3 separate regions of the Homo sapiens genome follow, and regions 1 and 2 are each linked to region 3. A link is a contact called in ENCODE Hi-C or POLR2A ChIA-PET data. All regions are on one chromosome and are shown on one strand. The core of a region is the stretch at or near the end of the contact, and the rest is flanking DNA. Distances in the headings are between cores, read along the strand shown. Region 1 overlaps IGF2R (insulin like growth factor 2 receptor). Region 2 overlaps IGF2R (insulin like growth factor 2 receptor). Region 3 has its middle 110 kb from the start of SLC22A3.

What was found. Hi-C counts contacts between places; a loop is a spot of excess contacts on that map. ChIA-PET counts read pairs that join two places held with the same protein, here RNA polymerase II (POLR2A). Pooled maps may share reads with other maps.
Region 1: a loop to region 3 is called in a map of GM23248, with 2.4 times the contacts of the local background. The contact joins two enhancer-like sites. A Hi-C loop is called at or near these places in 7 of 168 maps with a recorded cell type or tissue (GM23248, IMR-90, colonic mucosa and 4 more) and 7 of 50 pooled maps. POLR2A ChIA-PET finds 5 or more read pairs at or near these places in 1 of 52 experiments (H1).
Region 2: a pooled map shows a loop between it and region 3 (3-fold over the local background). The contact joins two enhancer-like sites. A Hi-C loop is called at or near these places in 3 of 168 maps with a recorded cell type or tissue (CD4-positive, alpha-beta memory T cell, ascending aorta and naive thymus-derived CD4-positive, alpha-beta T cell), 2 of 37 single-sample maps with no recorded cell type and 11 of 50 pooled maps.

What each region holds. Positions count from the first base shown.
Region 1 is chr6:160,101,961-160,104,877 of GRCh38, forward strand. It overlaps IGF2R (insulin like growth factor 2 receptor), which reads left to right. Exons shown (of 48, transcript NM_000876.4): 46 at 559-711; 47 at 1,786-1,855; 48 at 2,714-2,917. Among named protein-coding and RNA genes, the nearest start is that of SLC22A1, 18 kb to the right of the region's middle. Within about 2 kb of position 1,576, at least 2 of the 41 ENCODE cell types and tissues checked have a DNase peak (open chromatin) inside an H3K27ac peak, as active enhancers do.
Region 2 is chr6:159,980,787-159,983,729 of GRCh38, forward strand. All of the region lies in intron 1 of IGF2R (insulin like growth factor 2 receptor), which reads left to right. Among named protein-coding and RNA genes, the nearest start is that of IGF2R, 13 kb to the left of the region's middle. RefSeq lists enhancers at 1-183, 1,016-1,065, 1,076-1,185, 1,376-1,545, 2,293-2,532 and a silencer at 2,411-2,705. Within about 2 kb of position 1,270, at least 28 of the 41 ENCODE cell types and tissues checked have a DNase peak (open chromatin) inside an H3K27ac peak, as active enhancers do.
Region 3 is chr6:160,454,273-160,457,592 of GRCh38, forward strand. No RefSeq gene overlaps it. Among named protein-coding and RNA genes, the nearest start is that of SLC22A3, 110 kb to the left of the region's middle. Within about 2 kb of position 1,764, at least 11 of the 41 ENCODE cell types and tissues checked have a DNase peak (open chromatin) inside an H3K27ac peak, as active enhancers do.

The sequences.
Region 1 (2,917 bases), core at 326-2,825, 350 kb before region 3:
ACCCGTCGGGGGCTGTGCTGGGCTCTGCTGCTCCCTGGGCCCCACCCTGGTCTGTGGCCGCCCCTGGGCCCCGTCCTGGCCTGTTTCTAAGGCCCCCTGGGCCCCTTTCGTGTGGAGATGGTGTCTCATGGTGGGCTGCGCTCACTGCTTCCAGAAGAAATTCTGAGAGGAAAGAGCTCTGACCCTGGAGAGAAGTGTGGTGCTTCGGGACAGCCTCTGCCCCAGCCTAGTCCTGCCGTGGATTGGGCCACCTAGAGGGGGCCGCGTCCCTCCTGCCTGTCTCCTCTGTGTTTGGGTGAATGATAGTTCATGGAGCTGGAAGCAGTGCCTTCTTGTCTGCTTTCTGACAACCCTGCCACAAACTCATCATCAGGAACTTTTTGCAGCCCTCTTCCATGTGGAGTGGGACTTGTGGCCTTGTTTTCTGGGCAGGAGTAAGAATCACATGGTGTTGGGAAAGTCAGAGCTGCTCTTGCCTTGGGGACTCAGGTCTCAGGTTGTGGCTGTGGCAGCAGGACCACCCTGTGACACGGCTCCTTTTCTGTGACGTCCTTGCAGGGTGGGCTTTGACAGCGAGAATCCCGGGGACGACGGGCAGATGCACAAGGGGCTGTCAGAACGGAGCCAGGCAGTCGGCGCGGTGCTCAGCCTGCTGCTGGTGGCGCTCACCTGCTGCCTGCTGGCCCTGTTGCTCTACAAGAAGGAGAGGAGGTAAGCGGGTGGCAGGGCGAGGTGGGGCGGGTGGATGCATGCCTCCCATAGCTAATCTTGGGGTCAGTTTTGTGGGGTTTTATTTATTTGTTTTTAAGCCCTACAGCAGCGAAGGCTCGAGGTTCTTAGTCCAAAACTCTCTGGAAGCAGTCCCCAGCGTTGTGGTTTTTAAATGCCTGCATTTCTGTCTGACCAAGGCCGAGGCCCTCGCACATCACCCGTGCCTGCGGCTTCTAGGACCGTGGTCCTTTGTGTCCAAAGATGAGTAGAACATTAAACGGCACCTTTCATGGGTGCCTTTTCCCACTGAGCAGCTGACCCCTCTGCCCTCCTCACATCATAAATGCAGGAGTTTATTAAGCGCCTGCTATGTACCAGGTATGATGCCATCCTTTTGCGCCACTTTGCTGGGTGAAAGGACTCTCCATGTGACGGTCAAGCAGATTTTCACGTCAGGCGTCAGTGTTAGTGGCTCTGACCTGGGGGCAGGAGCTGGCCAGCTCAGGCGTTCCCTGCTGCCACTGTCATTTGCCAGCTGAGCCACAGGCCAATGAGAGAGGTGGTCAGAAAGTACCAACCATGGAGGTTGCAGTGAGCCAAGATCTCACCACTGCACTCTAGCCTGGGCAACACAGTGAGACTCTGTCCAAAAAAAAAAAAAAAGTACCGATTGTGGCCCTCTACACCCAAAATGCAGAATGGGGCAGAAGAAGGTCTGGGCCGGGAAGGGCATGTGATGTCTGTCTCTGCGAGCCACCATTGGGCAGGCTTAGTGGCGACGGACTGGTGTGGTCCTGTTAGTCATGTGAAAAAGTCCTTGCCCTAATGTTAAGTTGCTCTAGAGGGCCCTCTGCTGTTGGATTCCAAAGCCCATCTTCTTTCCACTCAATCACAACAAATACATTAGGGTATATATAACCTGTCACGGCTACTCATTTGTCATTCAGAATGTGGGAGAAATGCAGCCACCACCAGCCCCCTGGTGGTGCAGATGGGGGTGGGGCTGGCGGGGGTGGGGCTCCTGCCCATGCCCTCTCTACACTGGAGTAATTATTGTCTCCTTTTTTTTTATAGGGAAACAGTGATAAGTAAGCTGACCACTTGCTGTAGGAGAAGTTCCAACGTGTCCTACAAATACTCAAAGGTAATTTTCTGTGGCGAGTCTCTTGAAGGCCTGCCTCCCCGGCCCCCTGTGCTGCGCTGTCCATGTCGTTCTCATCAGGGGTGCCAAGGAAAGCAGTCACAGGCTGACTGGAATCCAGAAAGGAAAGCAACACCCGTTGCCTCAGCCACTTACGCCAGCACATTTTTTTGTTATTTTTTTCCCTCAAGTTTCTCTCGTGGTTACAACTGATTTCCTTGAAGTATTTAATAATTAGGTTGTTTCCACTGTTTTTGGCTGTTCTTTAAAAAAAAAACAAAACACACACACACACAGTAGTGAAGATAGTTGTGCATGTAGCATTTGGATGATTTCTTTCAGGTAAATTTGCAGAAAAGAGGCATTATCTGGATCAAAGGACATAATGTTTGTGGTCTCGATGGGTAATGATGAATTGCTCTCTAAAACTAGGCTTTTGACTGGAGTCCCTCCTTTGACATTCCTCCCCTGCCATGCAGTGGGCACCTTTCAGTCTATGAGTAGCCCGGAAGAGCCCCTTCTCCCCCAGCTGCGCTGGGGGATCACTGGTCTGCTTTTCGGTCCAGGCCATCCCGAACGCCTTCTGCTTGGTCCCACCCTTGGCTGTGAGACTCCTGCCAAATGACCCCACTGCCACCCTCCCAAACCCTCCTGCCTTGGTGCAGTCTCATTAGGAACAGGAAGGTGTTGCCAGCCCTCGTCTTCCTTTCCCTGGGAACTGGAGATGCAGTGACTGTGAGGACAGTGGGCCAGTTCTTCCCCAGCTCGTGCCAGCAGAGAGCATCCCTGATGTGGTGGATGGTGGAGCAGAATGGGGTCTCTTAGGGGGCTCACGTGGTCTCTGCTGTTGATCCCTGGCAGGTGAATAAGGAAGAAGAGACAGATGAGAATGAAACAGAGTGGCTGATGGAAGAGATCCAGCTGCCTCCTCCACGGCAGGGAAAGGAAGGGCAGGAGAACGGCCATATTACCACCAAGTCAGTGAAAGCCCTCAGCTCCCTGCATGGGGATGACCAGGACAGTGAGGATGAGGTTCTGACCATCCCAGAGGTGAAAGTTCACTCG
Region 2 (2,943 bases), core at 20-2,519, 470 kb before region 3:
ACATTAAGGTCTGAATTCTGCGCTGGGGGCTGGATTGTCCTTAAAGGCGGTTGGCCTCAGACATCCACATGGCAAAGCAGGGAGTTTAGCCCATCTACAACTCTTCTTTATACATGAGGAGCAAAGTATGAGACCGCCCAGGTAATTGCTCTGATTGGAAGAAAATCATCACGGAGCAGGGTTTAGGGTTGAAATACTGGCCTGCATCCTGTACTGTTGAGTTGATCTGAGCCAAGGATAGCAGAGAGGACCAGCCATTTTTGTGGTAGCTTTCTGTTGTGGAGGGCACTTGCCCACCTCCTGGGAACGCCACACCCTGGTGTGTTTGCCCTTGTTCTGTTTCCCCTGCTGCTCTTCTGCTGGAAGCTCTGGACTCACCTGTCTCTGTTGTGGATGGTGCAGGGCGGGCAGGCCAGAGTGGCATCCTTGTCCTGAGAGGTCCCAGGAGGCAGTTGAGTGTGTATGTGTGCGTGAGTGCGTGTGTGAGTGCACGAGTGTGTGAGTGCAAGTGTGTGTGTCTGAGTGTCTGTGAGTGCAAGTGTGTGTGTCTGAGTGTGTGTGTGTGAGTGTGTTTGTCTGAGTGCGTGTGTCTCTGTCTTCATCAGCTCCTAGGAGATGCCTCCGGACAGGGGCCTGCCCGTCTCTCCCTCCAGTTCCTTGCCAGTGTCATGTGACACTCCTTTCAGAGGGCACCCCCCGCCCCCAGCCAACTCACCTTTTTTTGTAAACTTAGTTTTTAAGCAGTCCAACTCTCTCTCTGGATTCAAATGAAAGCTTTAGATCATAGTCTGTTTCGATAGCTCTGTGTTCCTGGTGGTGGTTTTCTCCTCACAATGACCTTGTAGGCTAGCTGAGTTTTGTCGAGGAAGTTGAGCTGGGAGAGACTGGCTCACACAGCTTGTTAGTCAGCGCTGGGGCAGGAATCTGGCCCAGGCCCTTCATGGCACCTTTCTTAGGGTAGCGTGCCCCCTCTCTATTCCAGGTGACCTCTGTTACGCAGTCCCCATTGCCTGCCCTGGTTCCCTGGGCTCTGACATCAACTTAGATGTCGTGTTTGACTTAGGGCTTCCAGCCGGATCCCTCTCCATACACCGGGCTTCCTTCCAGACCCTGCATACCTCTCAGGGAAAACCAAAGGCTGACGTTTGGCATTTCCCTGCTTCTATTTATTTGTATTTGTCGGCCCTGTATCTTTGTCCACAGCTTTGTGGGTTTGTTAGAATAGGAAGTGAAGTACTTCCTATATAAGCTCTGGCCATGCTGTGTCAAACTCACGTGCTTCCCCAGCCTTCAGCTCGGGGTAGGAGTCTTCATGCAAATCAGATTGTTTCTCTTTTAGTGTAGGCAACAGCAAGTTGTTGACGACAGTGGTTACCTTAGGCTCTTGACATTCTGCTCCCAAGGTCCAGTGTGGGAACCCTGCCTCCTTGCTCCTCTTCCTTGCTGTTTTTTCCCTTTCTCCTTAGTTAAGGAGACTGGTCTGGATTTCTGAAGGTGACTGTGCTGGATATGTATGAGCTGAAACACTGTCTGATACTGTTGAGGGACAGTAGTGAGCCAGGTGATTTCTTGAATACTCTGTTAGAGGACTTGCGTGCATGTCGAAAGTAGGAGAATCTTTTTTGGATGTTCAGGTTGGAAACACTTCACATTCTCTTTGTCTCCAACATGTTAGATTTGTTGCTTGCTGTAGACTCAGAGAAACATTTCTCTAGCTAGTGACCATGTATCTTGTTATGTGAATTTCACTTATGTGTCACCAACTGGGTTTCTGTCTTTTAAGGAAACCAAATTACAGATTCACACGTGCCTACTTTTATTATTACTGATCCCATCCTGCCTTTATCTTGCTTTATTAATTGCAGGCCAGTAGTAAAATGTTTAATAGTTACATGACCATTAGCATAACCCCAAGATTCACAGGGACTGAGGAAACTAAGATATATTTTAAAAGAGTTTGGATATATGGCAATAAATGAGGAAGGGACAGAGTGATACTTCATGGAGATGTTTTGTGTTGAAGGGAAGGAACCCAGTTTTCTAAGATTTATTTTCTTTAAGAGATTGAGCATACCATATATTTTGATCATAGAATTTTACATACTTTAGATGCTAGCTGTTTTTAAAAGGAAAGAACTCCAAATTACATCTTGCAAGCTATTGTGGTTTTGCAAGCATTGAGTGATGGCATATATGAAAACTCTGAGAGGTGTCATATTAAGATACCAATGTCAGTTTAAAGATATTCTATATCTGTATCCCTATGACATTGTATTTTGAATTTTTTATTTTTCATTTTTGGACAGACATTTAGAACTCACTCAGTGGAGATGGCTCTGCATCTCTGTTTTAAGCTTTTTGAACTCTAGGCAGCTGTGTCGGCCTGGGGCTACATTGACTTCTTCATTGCAGCCCCTCGATTGGTTTCGTCTGGACCAGGGTGGGTTTCGATTGCGGCCCTTGCTGGAACAGTAGCAGGAAAGTAGAAACACCTTCCTGTCTCTGGGTTAACCAGCTGACAGTCTGTTACTTGTGTGCTTCCTTCTAATTGGTAATCTGCCAACACCTTTCAGGATATTATGAAATTTCAAGCAAATGAGGTTAAAATGGAACCTCTGTACTTCTGAACAGGCGTGGACTGACTGCAGTTCTCCAGGATAGTTTCAGCAGAAGCAGTGAGATTACAGTCAGGAGCAAAACAGTATCTGAGCTTTCTTTATGGGAAAGATTCCGACTGTGTGCTTGGTTTATATGGTTAAATTAATTGCCCTTGTTAAATTAAAAAAATAGGGTATGTTTCTGCCACAGACTTTGCTTTAAAAGCAGAGATCTTCTAAAGTCATTTGCCTTGTATTTGACTTCTGCTGCTCCCCGTTTCCTGCTGGGCCTGATGGTTTGATTGTAGAATGTTTCTGAGTTGTGTCACTGTTGGACTCTGCTGAG
Region 3 (3,320 bases), core at 514-3,013:
GATTTGATTCTTCCATTCAGATACTCATAGCGATTGCACACTTTATTCTCAATCACAAGAAGCTGGGGCTTCCTTGAGAAGGCCAGCCCCAAAGGTACCTGTGTTTAAAAGATGAAAGAAATGGTTGCTGAACCCAAAACATGTTTAGGAGGAAAACCAGAAGAACAGAGCAGTGGCACTGGACCTCCTGTCTGTCCGTGAGGCTGCAGAACACAAGGCAGCTCCCAATGCCGCTGGACTCTCTGACCTTGGAGAGTGTAAACATCATATATGATTCTGTGTTCCTGAGATCTGGGTTTAACGATCTGGGCTTTGTCATGGTGTTTTACGTTCGTTGTTGTTTGTGTACTTTTTGCTTTTCTTTTGAAAGTATGAAAATGATTTTTACAATGTAAAGAGAGTCTGAGAAATGCAATTGCTATTCTTTTTATATACTTTTTCAGATTTTTTATATGCTTCTTTACTACTTACATCATAATGCACAATTTTATATACTGATTTTTTCAATCAATGTATATCATGAGTTTTTAAAATAATGCTACAATCTTCATAACTAATATTTTAATGGGGAGTGACTGCTTAATTGGCATGAGGTTTCCTTTTGAGATGAGGAAAATGTTCTGAAAATATGGTGATGGTTGCACACCATTGTGAATGTACTGAATGCCATTCAGTGGTACCCTGCAAAATAATTAAAATCCTAACTCTTATGTTGTGTATATTTTATTGCAATAAAAAGAATAGTCGTCATTTACTAAGAATTAACCTTTTCAGGCACAAGCTCTTAATGTGGTGTATCTCACTTCATCCTCACAACCGTCCTATGAAACAGGCACTTTTATCATTCCTGTTCTACAGCTGAGGAAACTGAGGTGTAAGGAGGTTGTGTAGTTCAGCTTGAGCCTGGGTCTGCGGAGTCACTGCCCAAATGCTTCCTCCCCGTGCACACTGGCCCCACTCTTGCTTCCAATCTTCCACATGTTTGTTCATAAAGTTCATTCTCGTTTCTTTTCTGAAGTCTAAGTTCCCATAATTATGTTGACATATTTCCATCTCGCGGTAACACTCCCAAATTATTTTCTAAAAGTGTGTGACAGTATAAAATGTTACTGGAAACAATTCTCCTCACCCTTGTGAGTATTCAATTTTTAAAAGATTAGCTAACATAGTAGGTGGAAATTGTCCTGATTCATTTTCTGATTTACACTTCCTTGACAATTAGGGAGAAGAAATACAACTAGGGACAATTCTCCTAGTTGTAGTTTTTCTTTTGTGAAAAACTGCTTTATTTCCTTTGCCAAATTGAAACAGAACATCTGCTAAACTGCCAGAGGGAATGCTGTTTTTCCAGATGGACACGCCAAGGATGTCTCAGTGCTCTCACAAATAATCGTTTTCCAATTTTGCAAGCCCAGCTTTGATTAGAATTTCTCAAAATATTTTGCTTTGCGAGCATGACACAGGCAAAAGCTGAGGCACTCTTTCTTTCTTCCCCCAAAGTGTTGGACTGCACTTAGATCATTGTCTCAGGTTCAGAAAACTGACACTGAATCTGGAGTTTACATGAGCAGCGTAGAAGAGGCTCTTCCCAGAGCCTGGCTCCAGAGCCCAGCTCAGCCCTAGCCGGGAAGGAGCTGCATGGAGGAAGCTCCTCCTGGCTACCAAGCATCGGGCAGGGGGTGCATGACGTGGACTGTGTAGATGGGTGAGGGAGCACCCTTTTCAAAATATTTTGCTGAAAATTAAGTTAGATATCACTGCTCTCAGATCTGCTCTCAGAGCAAGGCAAACATCCTGATCAGGAGGTAAACCCACCACTAGTTGCCAGGAAATTGACGCGGTCTGTGAGTATGTGCTGCCATCCAGTGGCCAATGTAGAGATGGCACCTCTGAGGGCGGGGGGCCACGGGTGACCTTGAGGATTGAAGCCCTCCCTGATTGGGTCCTGGGGAGAGGGCCACAAGATTAGCCCAGTGATTGTGGATGGGGCTGACACGGAAGAGCCCCTTGGCCTCAACACCTACTCTGCATTTGGAATATCCAAGTCAAGGAAGGTCTGGAAACATGAAGGGGAGAGGGGGAGAATTTCGACCTCCCTCTGAGAAGCTGAGAACACCCATTGATCTGATGTCATCAACATATAGAAAATCGATAAACAGATCTGAGTTATGTTTTGTGACTCCTCCTGGTCTAGTTAGTGTTCTGAGAATCATTTTCTCAGTGGACATGTGGGTGAGACCAGAGGAGACAGGGAGCCAGTGCAGGATGGTGGTTAGAAATGTGCAGAAGGGGGTGGGAGAGAGGACACAGCGAGTGGGCTCTGGGGTCAAGGCCCGGTTACACGCCGGTTATGTGATGTTTATTTATGATGATAGTGGTGATAGTGATGGTGATAGTAGTGATAATAGTGATGATGGTGGTGGTGATGATGGTTGTGGTAATGATAATGGTGATGGTGGTGGTGATGGTGATGATGGTGGTGGTAGTGATAATGGCAATGGTGGTGATGGTGATGGTGGTGATGGCGGTGGTAGTGGTAGTAATGATGATGATGGCGGTGGTGATGGTGATGATGGTGATGGTGGTGGAATGGTGGTGATGGTAATGGTAGTAATGATGATGACGGTGGTGGTGATGATGTTGATGGGGAGGATGATGATAAGTGGTGGACGGGGATGACGGCGATGATTAATAACCCTAATCCTCACAATGACCTTATATGTAAGTACAGATGAGAAAGCTGAGGCTAAAAGAGATTAAATAACTGCCCAACGTCACATGGAATATGGGAGAGACAGAACTCACACCCGGATCCTTATGATTTTAGCTTCATGCTTTCATCAGTTGAAGTATTGTAGAGGATCTGTTTGTTTTCTGGCTGCCCAGCAGCCTTTCACCCTACATCCCATAATTCTGGTGAGGGATCTACCTTTTGCTCCCTTCTGGGTATGAATGGGGTCCTGCCTCCACCTTCAGCATGGAACAGCTGATGCAGGTCAGAGCCAATCAGTGACGGGCTCAGGGGCAGGACCATGACCCAATTTCAGTCTCTCAGAGTGGACAGACTATTGTTCATGTAAGGGAGAGAGTGGCCTTTCTTATTCTTTCTCAACAGAGCCAGAGCCACCACAGCATCTGCAGCCACGGGAGTGTCACCTTTGTGCCCCAAATAGTGCCTACTCCATGATTGGGAGGGTCTGGGGTCTGGGGCCTAATGTGAGCCTGAAGACTTTTCAGCTCACTAAGAATTTGCCTTGTTTTGCTTAATCCAATTTGAGTTGGATTTTCTGTCACTTGCAAGAAAGAGTCATGTTAGATTC